Linked DNA regions of Mus musculus: region 2 is linked to region 1. A link is a loop called in an ENCODE intact Hi-C map of the cell type or tissue named here. Cell type or tissue: heart. All regions are shown on one strand.

Region 1 (8,000 bases):
ACTGAGACCGGGCATGGTGGCACACGCCTTTAGTCCCTAGCACTCAGGAGGCCGAGGCAGGTAGATTTATATGAGTTCGAGGCCAGCCTGGTCTATAGATAGAATTTCAGGTCACTCAGGGGTACACAGAGAAACTCGAAAAACAAAACAAGAACAAAACAAACAAACGAACGAACAAAGCAGGGTGAGTAAGCCATGATAAGCAAGCCAGTAAGCAGCACCCCTCTATGGCCTCTGCATCAGCTCCTACCTCCAGGTTCCTGCCCTGTGTGAGTTCCTATCCTGACTTCCTTCAGTGATAAACAGTGATGTGGGGTGGAAGGTGTATAAGCTGAATAATCCTTTTCCTCCTCAGGGTCATGACGATTCATTGCAGCAACTGAGACCCTAACTCGGAGACTGTAGTGTGGAGTCAGGTGTGCCCTCAGAGATATAGTCCCAGCATGGCCTGGGCCCACCCCTGATGCCATCGACAGGATCACTCTTGGGTCACTCTTGGTGGGATGACAGCTGTCTGAACTTCTCAGCTTCTCCACCTACAAGCCTCCTGGGCGTTGGAGCCATGTTTCTATGCTGAGGGGCGGAGGGTGGGAGGGCTCCAAGGGGGCTGTAGTGGCTTCCAGTTCAGACATCATCTTCCAGCAAGTGTGAGGGGCTTCCTTCTCCTCAGGCCTGGCAGGCTGAGTCAGTGTGCAGTGTGATGTCTGAAATGTGCATACCTGAGCTGGCTGAAACTGTTCCCTCCTTGGCATCTTGGCCTCAGACTCCAGTCTTTGCCAGGAGAGAGGGAAGGTTATGAACTATGAACCAGGCATGGCAGCCAGTCCAGCTGGGCTAGGCAGGGACAGGGGATGTAGCCCTGCGGTCCTACCTCTCTCTAGAGACTAACTAGAAAGCTAGGGACCCAAGTGATCACAGCTAGACCCTCTTGGAGATCCCTGGAAGAACCAGAGCAAGGGTTTGCTCGGGACAGCTGTAACTCCATGGCTGTGTCTCTGTGTGGTTGGGAGTGGTAAGAACATTCGGGCACAAAGTATGGCAAATGCTGGGTCACAGATCCTCAAGGTGTTCCCGGTAGCCGGGCAGCAGTAGGCCAACAGGCAGAACCAGGTGGGGTTGGGGCCCCATGCTAGGTCTGAGTAGTCTGGGGTCAGAGGTGATATGGTGCCAACATGACAGAAGACTCGGGGGCTGAGGAACACTTGAATTCGCGCTCTCTGAGTACTGGGGGAGGGGAAGCACTGCAGGTCTGGTCTGAGTCTTTTTGACTCCAAGCTCAGACCTCAGGAGTCCAGCAGAGGCTCACCAGCCAGGCTCCTTATACAGAGCGGCAGCTGGTGGCCTTCACTCTTCCCCGTACCTAGCCTGAGGCCCTCAAGGATGCCCTACTTAGGTGAGGGGATCAGGCCAGAAGGACACCCCCATGAGGCTACTGGGCTCTTCAGTGCAAACCAAGATATTGGAGCCCTCCTAGATTGCAGGGCTAGGCAATGCTTCTGGAAAAGACAGGTGTCCTAGAATCCTGGAAGGTCAAAGGACTTAAGGACCTGATAACTGAACAACAGGAGGAGGATGGAATCCTTTGATTGCCACAGGTCCTGGGGACAAAGTGGGGACAGACCCTGCCCAAGGCTCCCACATTCTTTCTAGGGAAAGGGACAAACTCTCACAGGAGATTTGAGGTATTTAGGGGACAGAACTGAGGAGCCCTGGACAATGCCTTGAGGTGAGCATTCCTAGAAGACAGCATTTGCATGGTAAGGGTGGCCAAGTCAGAAGAGACAAGAGACCTCATGGCCCCGAGAACATGGTACTGAGGTGGCTGGGGAGCTTCATGAGGCCAAGGTTTGTGTATAGATGACAGTTGCTCTAACCACATTGCCTCTCTGGGATGTAGCTCAGTTGGTAGACTGCTTGCCTATTATGCACACACACGGGGTTCCATTCCCAGCACTATATAAACCAGGGGTGGCAGTGCAGGCCTGTAACCCTAACACTTAGCAGTGGGAGGCAGGAGGATTGCAAATTCAAGGTCACCCTCAACAACCGTCAGCCAGCCTGGGCTACACTAGATCCTATCTCAAAAATAAACGAATAAAAAAATCTTAAAGTTCGCCCTGGTGTTTCAATATTCTGGAAACAGGAGACCCGCGGCTGCTCAGAGGCAAGGCTCCCAGGAGAATGACCTTCATCTCGGTAGTGGAAGGTGGAGTCTGATGACTGCCTGTAGCCAGGAACACTCTGCTGTCAGAGGAAATACAGAAAACAGGCCAAGCAGGGTCCCAAGCACACACTGAGCACATGGGCCACTTTGCATTTGCACACGACTTGGCTGCTTCTTGGGGTCCAGGATTCTTATTCTGTGGTCACTTAGTTCCAGACACCTTAGAGCTCCTTAGTGGGCGGTGGGTGGGAAAGGGCCTGGCTATCTTCCATCTTTTCTGAAGGAGGCAACAAAAGCCTTTGGTTGAAGGAAGAAACGTGTTCCTGACAGCCTTGGCAGTGGATCTCCACAGGGTGAGGCAGAGCACCCTGGGCCTTGAGGTAGCAAACGTAAATGACCCTGGTGCTCACTGTCAGCTCTCATATCCTCTCTAGGAGGAAACACTGGGCCCATGGTAGCTCTACACTAGCCAGATCTTGGTTATATTTTTAAATCAGCTTTGGCTGTTGTACAAACACGCTCCGTGGTCGATTCACAGACCCTGACTCAGAGTAGCACGGGACACATCTCCCGCTGTACGAGGCTCTGTCCCAGTGCCGCCTTTTAAGGGGCATCAAAGGCTTGTCAGTCTGCCAGCACTTTACCAGCCTCCAGTGTTCCTGGCTCGTCCTACACCCACTGCGTCACCGATGAGCAATCCTGCTGCAGGAGCGCCAGCAGGCAGCTCAGCTCTGGCAGGCCACAGGCCCTCCTTCCAGCCCCAGCACGCACAGCTCTTCTCTCTAGCCTTGCTGTTGGGTCAGTCTGCTCTGGCCCTGCGCTGGGCATTTCGTGTGAGCCCCACACTAAGGCAGTTCTCTCAGGACACTCTTGGGCTCCTGCCCTCTGCATAGGGAAGAAGGCTGCCACAATCTCCCGAGAGATCCGGCTGGTAACTGCAGGCACCCTTCACCTGTCTCCTAAGCTCTCTCCTGGCTACTTCAGGAGCAATGTTCTCTAGTCCACAGGCCTCCTTGGCTCTTGCCAGCCCTGCTGGCTAGTCTCTCAGGAACTGTTAGGACTTCATGCTCCAACTAGGTCCAATAAGGCCTACACCCCACATGTTTCACTAGCGGAACACCTGGTATGTGGGTGCTGGTGTTCTACAAGGTACCTACCATGCCATGGCTCATAGGTGCTAGAGCAGTGGGGGTGGCGCTGGCTGCCACATCCTGCTGAGTCGGCAGACACGCTGTCTCTTTACCTCTCACGGTGACAAGCAGCCCTCAGATTTGTCAGACAGAAATCCAGACTTGATTTAAGAGGGCCATTGCTGAATGGTAAGCCCTCATACCTCAGCTGCTTCTCCTGTGACAGGGGGCTAGTTACGGCGCCTGACTGGGTATACGCACAGCATACCCTGGCATGGAAGGTTGGGAAAACATGTCCATTCTCTGAGTGCCCCACCTGCTCCAGTGATCCCTGCCTGATATATATCCATTGTTGAGTGCTAACTACTTCTGAGGGACCTGTAGCCTTTCCCTGGACCCTGCTACCAGGCCTCCTGGGGCTCCACCTGGTGTTGGGGTGTAGGGCTTGCAGCAAGAGGACAGTAGCACTCTCTTGTTCCCCTTGGGCTTTTACTGGGTGAGCTACTTAGAGAGTGGCCATCAGCCATAGAGACATGGGTGCTGCACTCGGAGGCTCACTCTCTGGTGACAGGCTCTGGGCATGTGGTCTGTCTTCCTAGACGCCCTACAACTCCTGACCCTCACCTCGCAGGGCCCCTCACCATGGTGCCCTCAGAGAGGCAGGCCTAGAGGCAGCTAAGGTGCCAAAGGTAGGTGACAAAGGCCGGGGCTTGGCTGCGGCAGACCCCAGCTAGTGCACATCTTACCTGTTGGTGCCTTTTAGAGGTTCCTGGGCAGTGGGCAGCACCTCTGGGGAACTTGGGCCACCTTTAGGCCTGCCGAGAGTCTTCTGTGGGTCAGGCAGAAGGAGAGAAAAGGTTCAGAGGAGCCTGGGGTGGTAAAGCAGATCCCCCTATGGCCTCGAGGCCTACCTCCAGCGTGCCGGGCAGGAACAGGTAAGGCTGCATGCCAGGCGGAGGGGCTCCGAGGAGGATGTCCACAAACTCGGCACAGCCGTGGTCCACTTGCTGACAGCAGGGTTTGTGTCTCCTGGCTGGGCGGAAGTTTTACCCGGAAAAATAAAACAGAGAGAGGCCCTGTGAACCCTGAGCAGACGGAGAGTTTCACTGTCATCGGGTGAGTGGACGGGGGGCACGAAGCAGAGCCTGGCTGGGGACAAACCTTTGTCCTGGGTATTTCTCTCAGCTAGCCCAAAAGAGAGAGGAGTGTGGACAGGGAAGTGTGGAGGCTGGGAGATAACTGTGGACACGCAGGGCAGACAAGAGGAGCTTGGATCAGAAGCATGGGCCGGGCAGAGTGGATAGGACAGTGTGTGGAAGGGAGTGTGCGAAGAGGGCTATAGAGCAGGCAGCGTGGGTGGGGCAGCAGAGTGGCAAGGCACGGTCAGAGTGGACAGGTGGTCCTTCCCAAACACATAGCACACCACAGTCCACTTTCCTGTAGGACTAAGCTCCAGGGTCCTTCCAATGGCCCTTATCCTGAAGGTTCTTTATTGGAGAAGAGATGTGACCTCCTAAGAGCCAGAGGTCCAAGATGGTGTCTGTGTGTGTGTGTGTGTGTGTGTGTGTGTGTGTGTGTGTGTAGGGGGACTCTGGCTAGAGCAGGAGCCTCAGATGAGCTACAGAGGAGATGGGGTGTTTCATGAAAGACTTGCACAGCAAAGGCAGGAAGACAAGGGTAGAACAGAGGGCAGTTCGAAGAGGGGGTACAGTTTGGGCCAGCATCATTAAGGGTGCTGAGATGCCTTAAGACAATGTCTCTTTGAGGAAAAGGGGTCTTCAGATAGGAAGACTCTGGCCGGCTCCTTGGTGGGACTAGGCTGAGTGGGGGAGCATCTTTCATCTCTGTGTTAGACAGGGCCCTGGGGCCAGAGACATTAATGTCCCTTCCCCAGAGCCCCGGTTTGCAAGAGCTGGGCCTCTGAAATATCTCCAGATTACAGGTGGGAGAATTATTTCTCTCAGAGGTGTATTAATTTTGTCTTATGGTGCACTAATAAAAACCTTTTTCTTATGCAAGGGCATTTCTGAGCTAACGTCCTTCCCCGCAGCTCTGTGCCTTGCACCACTGATGTCCTGGGCAGTGACTGGGAACCGCAATGCTGACAACGTGGTTTCTAGCTCTCTGTACACTGGAGGACCATGTGGGCTGTGCTCTGCCACCTCCTTCAGAGCAAGTTCCAGGACAGCCAGGGTTACAGAGAAACTGGGTCTTGAAAAAAAACAAAGAAAACAAACAAAGAAAAGGAGCAACTTTTGGCATTAAGATCCCAGCTCTGTCTTCATATCTCAGAGGCTTGTGCACAGTTAGGGTGACTGCTGGGTGGCCCTGTACGTCAGGCTCTGACTGGCCATGTACTGGTTCTAGGGAGTGGAGTAGTGTACAGACCCAGCAGGATCTGATGGGTCCAAGGCTATGAATGTCTGCACCCCTCGGGCTAGGAGGTTCTGGTCACACAGCTAAAGGACTTCTCCAGAAGTCACAGCGGCCAGCTGGCACCTCCAGAGCAGCTGCTCAGTGCCGCTCATCTGATGACCTCCCTGCTGCCATGTTGTTGCTGGAAACTGCAAGTTCAGACAAGATGAACGGTAGCCATGACAACAGGACATTCCCATTACTGATGCTAACCACAATGCTTCATGGGAAGGATGACATGGAGTCCAGCTCCTCAGTCTACACAGGGTTGGCACTTGAGGCCGTCTGGATGTGTGGCAGACCTCTCCCTGCCCCAAGAAAGGCTGCCTGGTAGGCCACAACACTTGTTACAAGTCAGAGAGGCCTTCACTTCCTGCCTTTGCCTCTTTGATCCTTGGGGCATAACAGACTGCTGCCTCAACAGGCCTTTGCTCTGCAGGGATGGTGTTCAGGCAGGCCACCCAAGGTCCTCAGCTGCTCCCCCTATACTAACCCTGTGCGTATCTGGTGGGAGCTCTTAGAGGAGGGGTGACTCATGGCTGAGGAAAGGGGAGAGAGGCACCCACAAGTATGCGGTTTCCCTGGAGGAAAGGGGCCACTTGGCAGGACTGCCAGCTGGAGGCCTTGCTGGTTGCTCTTAGAAGTGTGAGGTGAAGCTGACTGACAGTTCAGCTGCCCAGGAACATGTATGCTTCTGTCCATGGCTTGTCCACGGCGGATGAGGACCCAGGTTTCATAAGAACACAGTCAGTACCCTCTGCACCCAGGCTTCAGGGGACTGTCACCTGTCCCTCTGTACCCAGGTTTTGGGGGACTGTCACCTGTCCCTCTGTGCCCTGGCTTCAGGGGACTGTCAGTTGTCCCTCTGTACCCAAACTCAAGGGGAGGGGGGACTGTCACCTGTCCCTCTGCACCCAGGCTTCGGGGGGACAGTCACCTGTCCTGACTGTCACCTGTCCTACCCCATCATCACTGGCTACTGCCCAGCCCCACACCACACCAGGCCCTGCTGCGGGTACCCCTCACTTAAGTTGGTCTCTGTTCTTCTGAGCAGACCCCCTTCTCTCTCTTCTTGAGTGTCACATTCATTCAGCGCAGCCCCAACTCCTTACCCCTGGGAGAGCAGATACACAGTTTCCTGCAATAGACACACACTGTCCCAGGATATCCACATAGTACAGCCACAAGCACTTGAGCCTCTAGACACAACTCCTGTCCTCCCCCTTAACAGAGAAACAGCCTTTGTCCAGTCCCGTGTCCCCACTCTTCTCACTATTCTGCTCCCTGGGCAACTCTGGAGCCTTGTGCTTGAGCCCAGGCTGTGATGGTCCCACCTGGGCTCTCTGTCCCCAGGCTGCCCTGGAACTCACTTCTCACCCCTGCCCCCAGCATAAGACTGGTTCAGACAGAGCAACCCCCTCCTCAATCCTCAGACTGAGCCCTTCCCCTCTGCACCCTGAGGCTACCCATTCTTCAGATAGCCCTAGAGTCCCTCTCACCAGCCACCTCTTGTGTCCCCAGGGCTTGGTGTTCCCTTCCCATCATGCTACACAGACTGTTGCAGGTAACACCTGGGGATGTCCTGACCAGTTTTGCCCCAGCTGCCGGGAATCTCTCTGGTTGTGGTGTGTCCCTCTTACTCAGTTCACCCTGGGGCAACCACTTCACCTGTGTCCACCCAGTCTGCAAACGTGGTCCATAAGAGAGATAAGGCAAAAGCCTCCTCAAGGCTTAAGATCTTACTGCCGAGGAGTGATAAGCCACTGAGCTGTTATCAGATAGGGGAACAGTGCTGTCAATAGGAGTGTCTGCCTTCCAGCCTTGGACAGCTTCGGGTGGGGGCGGGGAGAGGGGCAGGGAGTCAGTCACTTGCAGGAGAGGTATTACAACACTTTACGCCACGCCATCCCTGCAGCTGAGAGACCACCCTGGGCTGTGGGGTTGGGGTTCTCACTTTCACCAGTTCTGGGGCAAGGGTTTTACAGCAGATACTTTGTAGCTACCGAGTGCTATGGATATTTCTGCTACATTTGTAGCTACCTAGCCTTATGGATATTTCTGCTACATTTTTGGAGGCTCCTCTGCCCTGGAGCTACATCTGCTTACCTCCCCCAATCCAAGGGCCCAGGGATGGGATTCTTAATCTTTGGAAACCAACCCTAAGGCCTGCCAGTGCTGGTGGCAATTATGACTTTATCAGCAAGATAAAGGTTGCTGGACCACCTCAAGGGAGGGGGCTGGAGTCAGGGAAGAGGCTCTGCTAGGGATCAGAGCAGGCAGCCTGACCTCTC
Region 2 (8,000 bases), 95 kb before region 1:
TACCACTATAACTATGTAAATATTATTCACAACTGAGCCAAGTAGTAAACTCTGCTTGTATTTTTCTCTTTGTTTTTTCCTGAAGTTAGTATTCTCTTTGCTTTCTTTTTTTAATCCCCTGAGTTTTCTCCGGATCCAAGGTAATTTCTCTTATATCTTCCAACAAGCTCTCCACCCAGTTTGAGACAACTAGATGCATCCTGTTTGGTTCCATATTTTCTTGGTTCCTTCTATCCTCTCGATTGGTCCGAGCTGATTGTCCTCAGACTGGACAGCCCTTTCTTAGCTCTTGTCTTGACAGAAGTCCAATCCCTGCTACTCTCTCAGAACAGAAGACACTTGACCTTGCTCTGTCCCACTCTGGGCTTAATCCCTATCCTTCACTGGATGGAATCTCCCCCAGGACTCAATCTGGTCTTCATTCTTACAACTGTGGCTTGAGTAGGTCCCGTGCTTATCTCTACCTCTCCTTGTCCATTTTCGTTGAATGTTTAAACAGCACATTTTCCTCCTGGTGTATTTATTTTTGTATTTGTGCTTAGACTGAGAAGGGAACCTTGTACTGTCTTGGCTAAGTTGTAGCACGTGCTCTGGTGCCCTCTCTGTTCCCACAGGATCCATAGGAGGACCTTCTCTAGCCTCTCTAGACTGTTCTGTTGTTCATACGCACTCGGCAGAGATGAAGAACTCAGCCTGCCTCACACAATAAGGTTTGTACTCTGACACCATCTCAGACTTACACATATGCTGGGAGAGTAACCCACGAGTCCATCTCTCTGACACTCAGCGGCTAACATGGCACTTCTCCATACCTCAAGGACGATTTTTTTTTTTTTTTGTAATACCCTAACAGGGCCATCCTAAGCGGGTCATGTTGGGACTGAGATATGATCCAGGTTGTCCCAGTAGTGCCTTTTGTTGTGACAAGATAGGTCAACCTGTCTGGAGCACATGGTTGACTGAAATGTCATTGTCTCTTTGTCCTGGTGAGCCTTCAGCGAGCCAGGTCTTTCCCTGTCTGCAGTGGCTCTGATGGCTATAAAGGCTCTTTCTGAGGCTTCCAGGGAGAGTGCCCAGGTCTGTGTTTGATGTCTCATTACTGACGACCTGTCATAGTTAGAAGTAGGTTGTGAGTCTTGGAGATAGTGACAGAGGTGGGTGCAGGGTCTGCTCACACTGAGAGGTGGGGCAGCGATTTATTATCACTCATGGTATCCACTCTGGTGGCTCTGTTAAAATGGTAGCTTCCGGAATCTCTACTGGGAAATTACTACTCTTTTCCCTGTGTAACAAATAAGCGGGTTGTGGGGGGAGTGGGGGGAGAATGCTTTTAAATAGGCAAATGGTTCTCATTTACCCTTTAACTATTACATTTTAGTAAATATTAAATGTGTATGAACTTGTGATTTCTTATCTTACTCTGTGATTACTACCCATCCCTGTTATCCATTTCACCTTCTGACCTGGCTAAGGGGAGCTCTCACAAATCCTCTCTGTGTCCCCTGTGCATGCCTTCATTCTCGCCTGTCCCAGGCTTACCTGCTTCTCCCTGTTTCTCCCCAGGGTCTTTTCTGGGAGACTGGAATGCAGAAGCCCGAGGTCTGTGCCTTGCATTGTCTCTGATGCTCAGAGACAGGTGCTCAGAGTCCCTCCTCCAGTGGGTAAAGCCAGGAGGGATGGGCATGTTTGTGCAAACACATGTTTACAGGTATGACGGGAAGTCACACGGTATCACCTCATAACACATGGTTCCTTTCCTTCTTTCTCTTTATATTCTTTAATTTCTAAGTTAGCATATAGTTTCACTCTAGCATTTTCATACACAGGCAATTCTCCTTTCTCACCAGTCCCAGGCCCCAGCTGACACTTGTCCAGGGAGATCAGCAAGTGTGCACATATGGAAGGGAGACCAGCATTTGACCAGCTGTCTAAGCACACCAGTATGGCAAGGTCCAGGCGGTGAGCTTGGTGGGCCTGGTAGTTGGGTCCCTGCTACTGCCCGCATGCTGGAGGTTCTCTAGGCAGGCACCAAGCCTCCAATTCTTCAGCCGACATGACTGTGCCTAAGGCTTAGATGCTCCATTTACCCTCATGGAGGCCTGGCCCATAGCATGATTGTGTCACGGGCCAGGACAGCTGTGGGAGGGGTTGAAGGAAGAAAGCCAGCAGGTGGAAAAACCTCCACTGAGCTCGGGGAACCCATGGAGCCTTGCTAGCTCTGTCTGTCACAGCTGCCCTGACCCTGTGGATCCGGCTGCTTGAATGGAACCCAGTCCTCTTGAATGGAGGGGAAACCTCTGAGTTCGTTGAGTTCGTAAGCCAGAGAAGCCAGCCTGAGACCCTTCTTGTTTTCTAGGGCTCTTTACTCCTTCCTATATGCCCTTTAGGGACAAGTACCTTTATGTTGTACCTGGCCATGGCTGCTTCGCTGGGTTCTGTACCTAGGAGTCAATGCTAGTCCCTGCTTGGGTCTTAAGATAGCTACAGGACGCATTTTAGCATCTTTGAAAGCACTGGACACCCAGACTGGTGCCCAGGGCCCCACTAAGATAAAGATCATAACTTCCTTGTTTGTTTGTTTTGAGATGGGCCTCACTGTGTAGGCTAGGCTAGGCTGGAACCCAGAGATCTGTTTGATTCTGTTCCCAAGTGCTTGAGTAAAAATAAAAAGTGTGTTTTAGCTTGCATAGATCATTCAAGGGCTGTCTAAGTCACCTTCTTTGGATTACAATTTGCCTGATTTGGGTGGAATATAACCCCATGCAAGGAAGTCACTCTCTCAAACGTCACATTAATTTGTATGGAGTCTGCACGTGTGCAGACAAAGCTATCTACAGGGATACAACTAAGTCTCTTTTGTTTTGTAAATATTCCCTTCATGAAATAATTAGCTGTCTTTAAAAAAAAAATAAAAAAACCCAACTGCTTATTTTGCTACACTGAAAAAAAGATCTTTAAGTTGTGGGGAGGCTCATGGCATAGTGCACGTACGGAAGTCAGCAGACAAGTCATGGGAGCATTTTTCTCTTTCTACCCCCGACTGTCAGGCTTGAGGGCAACCATTTACCTGATGAGCTATCCTGCCAATCCCTTACCAGTTGTCGCATGTATTGACAGAAGAGAGAGCTAAGAGTGGGAACTCCTCATTATGAATGAAGTCAGAAGAGTAAACTGGGAGCCCGAGTTGTGCTAACACGGAAGGATGATCCCCTGGGCACGGTGGGAACACAGGAGCGGACTTTTGTCTTCATACAGGGAACTATCTAGCTTCCAGACTTTGAATATCAAGGCCTGCCTTGAGGTAGGAGCAGCTGAGGCTTGCACAGAGATGCCTGGCCAGCTCCAAGGTAGGCACTGTGTCTGGGAGTGTTGGCTTGTGTCTGTTCTGGTCTTACCCAGGAGGTCAGAAACTTGTCAAAAGCTGAAGATAACTCAGGCCGCCCTGGGTATGGCCCTCTTACTTCACCAATCAGGAAAGGCCTGTGCCCAGGCCAGTTTGAGGCCCTGGGTCTTTGAGGGGGAAATTTCTCACTTCTTCACTTAAACTGTCCTTCAGGGTCTGGTTTTGAATCCTTGTGTCAGCCCTTTTGTTATATGTTAGCTACTTTGGGTGACACTCTGCAAGATTGCCTTACTTTGATCCCAATGTATAGCCAATATATGGAGGGCCAGTGTAGTCCTACTCAGGCCGTAACCTAGATACCTGCTATGCACATGGATACTTGGTTCCCAGTCCTGGAGGATGCAGGGTAAGGATCATAGCAGCTGCCAGCCTGAGAATCACAGAGATCTGCTGTCCAAGCTATTGGCTAATGGCTGGCTCAAGAAGGGCCAAAAGCTACTAGACGCAGCTTCTTCAATATAGGATTACGTTCCTAAGTTCCCACCTCACAGAACAGGGTCCAGTAGACAGATGTTGCTGGTACCTATATCACTGATGAGAGGCTGGGTCACAGTTCATGGGGTAGTCGGTGTTACCTGCCAGTGAGTGACACAGGGACTCTCCATAGCTGTACCTCCTCTGCATCCCTAGGTCATGCTGTGAGCTCTGCAATCCTGTGTTGTTCTTGAGTGTGGAGTTCTGTATATCACTACACATGGAAACCCAGAAGTACTTTGGGCAGTCCTGCTCTGAAGACCTTGAGTGGTTCTTTGTGCAGGCACATGGGTTTTTGAGCTATCTTCTCAACATAAGAGTAACCTGGCATGAGTGTTCTGTGGTGTCCTTTATGTCACCTGGAATGCGTGTTTGTGTTGCCCCTATCATATGGGGGTAGGAACTTCGGTTGTGTGGCGACCCTAGGGTGCTTTGAGACGTTCTTGTATCAGAACCCGAATGTTTTGTGGCATCCTTGCTATGAGGAAGGGAACCTGGGTTTTGTTTTGTGGTGTCCTTGTTATGAGTGTCTCGTGGAGCACGACGTCCAGCAGTGTGGGGAGTGAAGGTTACTTCACAGTGTCTACCTAGAACGGGAACCCCGGGATGTAGGGCGGCAGCGGCGCAGATCTACTGCGGACCGCCGCTCAGCTGGCCTGTGGTTGTGGCAGGGGCCTTGTGGGTTTCGGGGGCCCCAAGACCGTGGTGGCAGCAGGACCGGAGTCTTCCCAGCCGCGCAGGAAGCGGCCTCGGCCGGAAGGGGGGCCCCAGGCGCCTCCGCTGTGGCCGCCTCCAGTGGCCTCCACAAGGCGGGGCCGAGCGAGACCGAGTAGGGCCGAGCAGGGCCGAGCCGGTACCGAGTAGGGCCGAGCGGGGCCGAGCACTGCCGAGAGGGGCCGAGCTCCGGTACGGGGGAGCCGAGCGGAGTCGAGCTGTGGGCGGACAAAGCCGAGCTTGGCCGAGTCCGGTCCGGGCGTAGCCGAGCGCCACTGAGCCCGGGAGGGGGAGCGCGCGTTCTTGGAAGAGCCCGCCCGGAGCTGGTCACATTCCTGGCCCGCACTCCGGCTGAGGCGGACGCACGGCAACAAACAACGCGGGAGGCGGGGCTGGCGCGGGCGGGGCGGGGCGGTACGGGGCGGGGCGGCGCGCGGCGGCGTGAGCTCAGCTCCCGGCGCTCAGTCCGAGCCGGAGCGAGCCGCCGGAAAGATGTGCGCCCAGTGCGCAGAGCCCCGCGCCGCCGCGGCGCTCTGAGGCCGCGGGCCAGAGGCGCCTCCGCCGTCCCGGGAGCCGCGCGCGCGGGCCAGCGGGCGGCCGGGAGCCGGCAGGCGGCCGCGCGGGCGGGCAGGCCGCCAGGGGCCGGCGGCGGGCGCGACGCGGCCGGTCAGCACCGCCGGGACGAGCCGAGCGGGCGCCGCGCGGTGGGAGGAGCGGGGCAGCGGCGGCGCGCCGCGCGCGCGGGGGGCCCGGGCGGCGGCGGGCGCGGCGCGGGGCGCGTGGATGTGGCGCCGGGCCCGGGCGGCGGCGGGCTCCAGCGGCGGGACCCCTTCGCCCCGCCCGCCTTCGCCTTCGCGCCCCCGGGCGAGGCCGAGGCCGGGGCCGTGATCGGCCGTGAACCGGCGACGGGGGGCGGTCGTGGCCGCGGTCGCGGGCGGCGGCGGGGTGCGCGGGGCGGCGGCGGAGGCCGTGGGGGCCCGGGCGCACGGGAGCGGGAGCGGCCGGGGGAGCCCGATCGCACCATGGAAGCTGCAGCGGCCGGCCGGGGCGGCTTCCAGCCGCACCCGGGGCTGCAGAAGACGCTGGAGCAGTTCCACCTGAGCTCCATGAGCTCGCTGGGCGGCCCGGCCGCTTTCTCGGCGCGCTGGGCGCAGGAGGCCTACAAGAAGGAGAGCGCCAAGGAGGCGGGTGCGGCCACAGTGCCGGCGCCGGTGCCCACTGCCGCGGAGCCGCCGCCCGTGCTGCACCTGCCTGCCATCCAGCCGCCGCCGCCCGTGCTTCCCGGGCCCTTCTTCATGCCGTCGGACCGCTCCACCGAGCGCTGTGAGACCGTGCTGGAAGGGGAGACCATCTCTTGTTTCGTGGTGGGAGGTGAGAAGCGTCTGTGCCTGCCGCAGATCCTCAACTCGGTGCTGCGCGACTTCTCACTGCAGCAGATCAACTCCGTGTGCGATGAGCTGCACATCTACTGCTCGCGCTGCACCGCCGACCAGCTGGAGATCCTCAAAGTCATGGGCATCCTGCCCTTCTCCGCGCCCTCCTGCGGGCTCATCACTAAGACGGACGCCGAGCGCCTGTGCAACGCGCTGCTCTACGGCGGCGCCTACCCGCCGCCTTGCAAGAAGGAGTTGGCGGCCAGCCTGGCGCTGGGCCTGGAGCTCAGCGAACGCAGCGTCCGCGTGTACCACGAGTGCTTCGGCAAGTGCAAAGGGCTGCTGGTGCCCGAGCTGTACAGCAGTCCCAGCGCTGCCTGCATCCAGTGCCTCGACTGCCGCCTCATGTACCCGCCGCACAAGTTCGTTGTACACTCGCACAAGGCCCTGGAGAACCGGACCTGCCACTGGGGCTTCGACTCAGCCAACTGGCGGGCCTACATCCTGCTGAGCCAGGACTACACGGGCAAGGAGGAGCAGGCCCGCCTTGGCCGCTGCCTGGACGACGTGAAGGAGAAGTTCGACTATGCCAACAAGTACAAGCGGAGGGTGCCCCGGGTAAGTGTCCCCGGGTCTTGGGGGTTGGCAAACTATGCTCAAGGTGGGTGGGTGGGGTCCTTCTGCTCTGGGTCCTCTGGGTTCAAAAGGTTGGGGCTCGTGGTTCGACCTTATCAGGCCTTGGGTTGATTTGATTTTAGAAAAGTAGGGGGCTTGTCGGTCTCTTGTGGGTAAGGCCATCTTCGTGTTGTCTGAGCGCTGCTCTTATGGAGTAGAGTAAACGGGAGAGCCCTCTCGGGGCTCATAGCCCTTGACCATTCAGGCTAAGCTCTGAAGGTCTGAGAAAGTGGCAACTTCAAGCTCTGGGAGGTTAGAGTGCCTGGACCTAGGCTGTGACTTTCTGGCCCATATCACCATGGGACCTTGACAGAGTTGTCCATATGAGAATGAAGCTTGCCCCTTTCTCTCTTGTGGCTGGGATGCTTTCTTGCCTGTGGTCCTCAGCTGAGTATCCATGCATGTTTACTGCCTCTCCTGTTTTTCCTTTAAATACTGGGGCACAGACAGCTAAAGTGAAGCTAGCTAGCTGTCTTGGCAGAGACTTGGCACTTGCAGCCCCTGGTGTCTCCTGTTTGTGCACGTCGAAGGCCACTTTGGCGTGGTCAGCGGCCTGCCGGAGTTGCTGATGGTCTGCAGTTTCTTTGGTCTCACCCATTTCCTTATGTTGCTCTTGTGCTTGGTTGTGGAGGCCCGTCAGCCCAGGCTGTGTTGTATGTGAGTCAAAGAAAGCTTTGTGAGATCTGCTTGGGCATTTCCTGGGCCACTTGGTACCTAAATCATTCACTGGAGTCCACAGGAAGTTTCTTTGCATATGCATCCTAAGTATGTTTAACTTTTAAATATCCAGGCTTATTAAATTGCACACACAGAATGCTGCATTGGCTCAGCTATTCTTGGGAGACCTAATTAATTCAAGCTATTGCATCAAACTTTTTTTTTTTTTTTTTCTAAATCTGTGAATAGATGCTGCAGCCCGGTTTTCTCTGGGCGCCCCTCCAGCAGCGTGTCAGAGTTGTGGGGGGAGGGGCTCTGAAGAAGGATGGTCGCCTCATTCTCTGGGGGCTGTGGAGTGTACATATGCTGTGTGTTCTTTGGCACTTTCGCCACAGCCGGGGCAGTGCACTGGGTGGGAGATGTTGCAGGCAGGTCTTCTCAGATGGACCTGGCTGTAGGGTCCCACCAGCGGAGACCTGTCTGTCTGGGGTGGTTGCACCCTTGTGTGGCTACTGTAGAGATGTGGTACTGGAGAGGCTGTGCCTCTGGGACACTTTCACGCCTCTTATCTTGGGAGCAGGCAGAGAGTCTTGTCTGAGTTGGGTGTGTCTGTGTTTGTGTTTGTCTGGTCCTGAGTGTTTGTGGTCTTTCTGTCTAGGCTTAGAGGACCAGCATGGTCCCTTTGTCCCAGCCACTGCTGAGTA

The links. Peaks named below come from ENCODE experiments on the same cell type or tissue, not always from the same donor. Only the 100,000 strongest peaks of a DNase experiment are listed, where the experiment ranks them.
Region 2: a loop joins it to region 1, with 1.9 times the contacts of the local background. A loop is called at or near these places in 4 of 42 quality-filtered maps.

Annotation. Positions count from the first base shown.
Region 1 is chr4:155,125,006-155,133,005 of GRCm38, reverse strand. It overlaps Morn1 (MORN repeat containing 1), which reads right to left. Exons shown (of 14, transcript NM_001081100.1): 11 at 4,206-4,327; 12 at 4,041-4,123. Among named protein-coding and RNA genes, the nearest start is that of Morn1, 42 kb to the right of the region's middle. In heart, a CTCF peak has its summit at 3,725 (motif pointing left); DNase peaks (open chromatin) are centred at 2,835, 3,725 and 4,395; H3K4me3 peaks cover 276 bases; H3K27ac peaks cover 7,852 bases.
Region 2 is chr4:155,220,134-155,228,133 of GRCm38, reverse strand. It overlaps Ski (ski sarcoma viral oncogene homolog (avian)), which reads left to right and starts at 5,599. Exons shown (of 7, transcript NM_011385.2): 1 at 5,599-6,582. The coding sequence starts at 5,614. Gm42364 (a long non-coding RNA gene) reads left to right here. Exons shown (of 2, transcript XR_881641.2): 1 at 1-710; 2 at 1,564-2,694. In heart, CTCF peaks have their summits at 4,673 and 6,149; DNase peaks (open chromatin) are centred at 4,803, 6,263, 7,183, 7,763 and 3 weaker places; H3K4me3 peaks cover 3,883 bases; H3K27ac peaks cover 3,925 bases.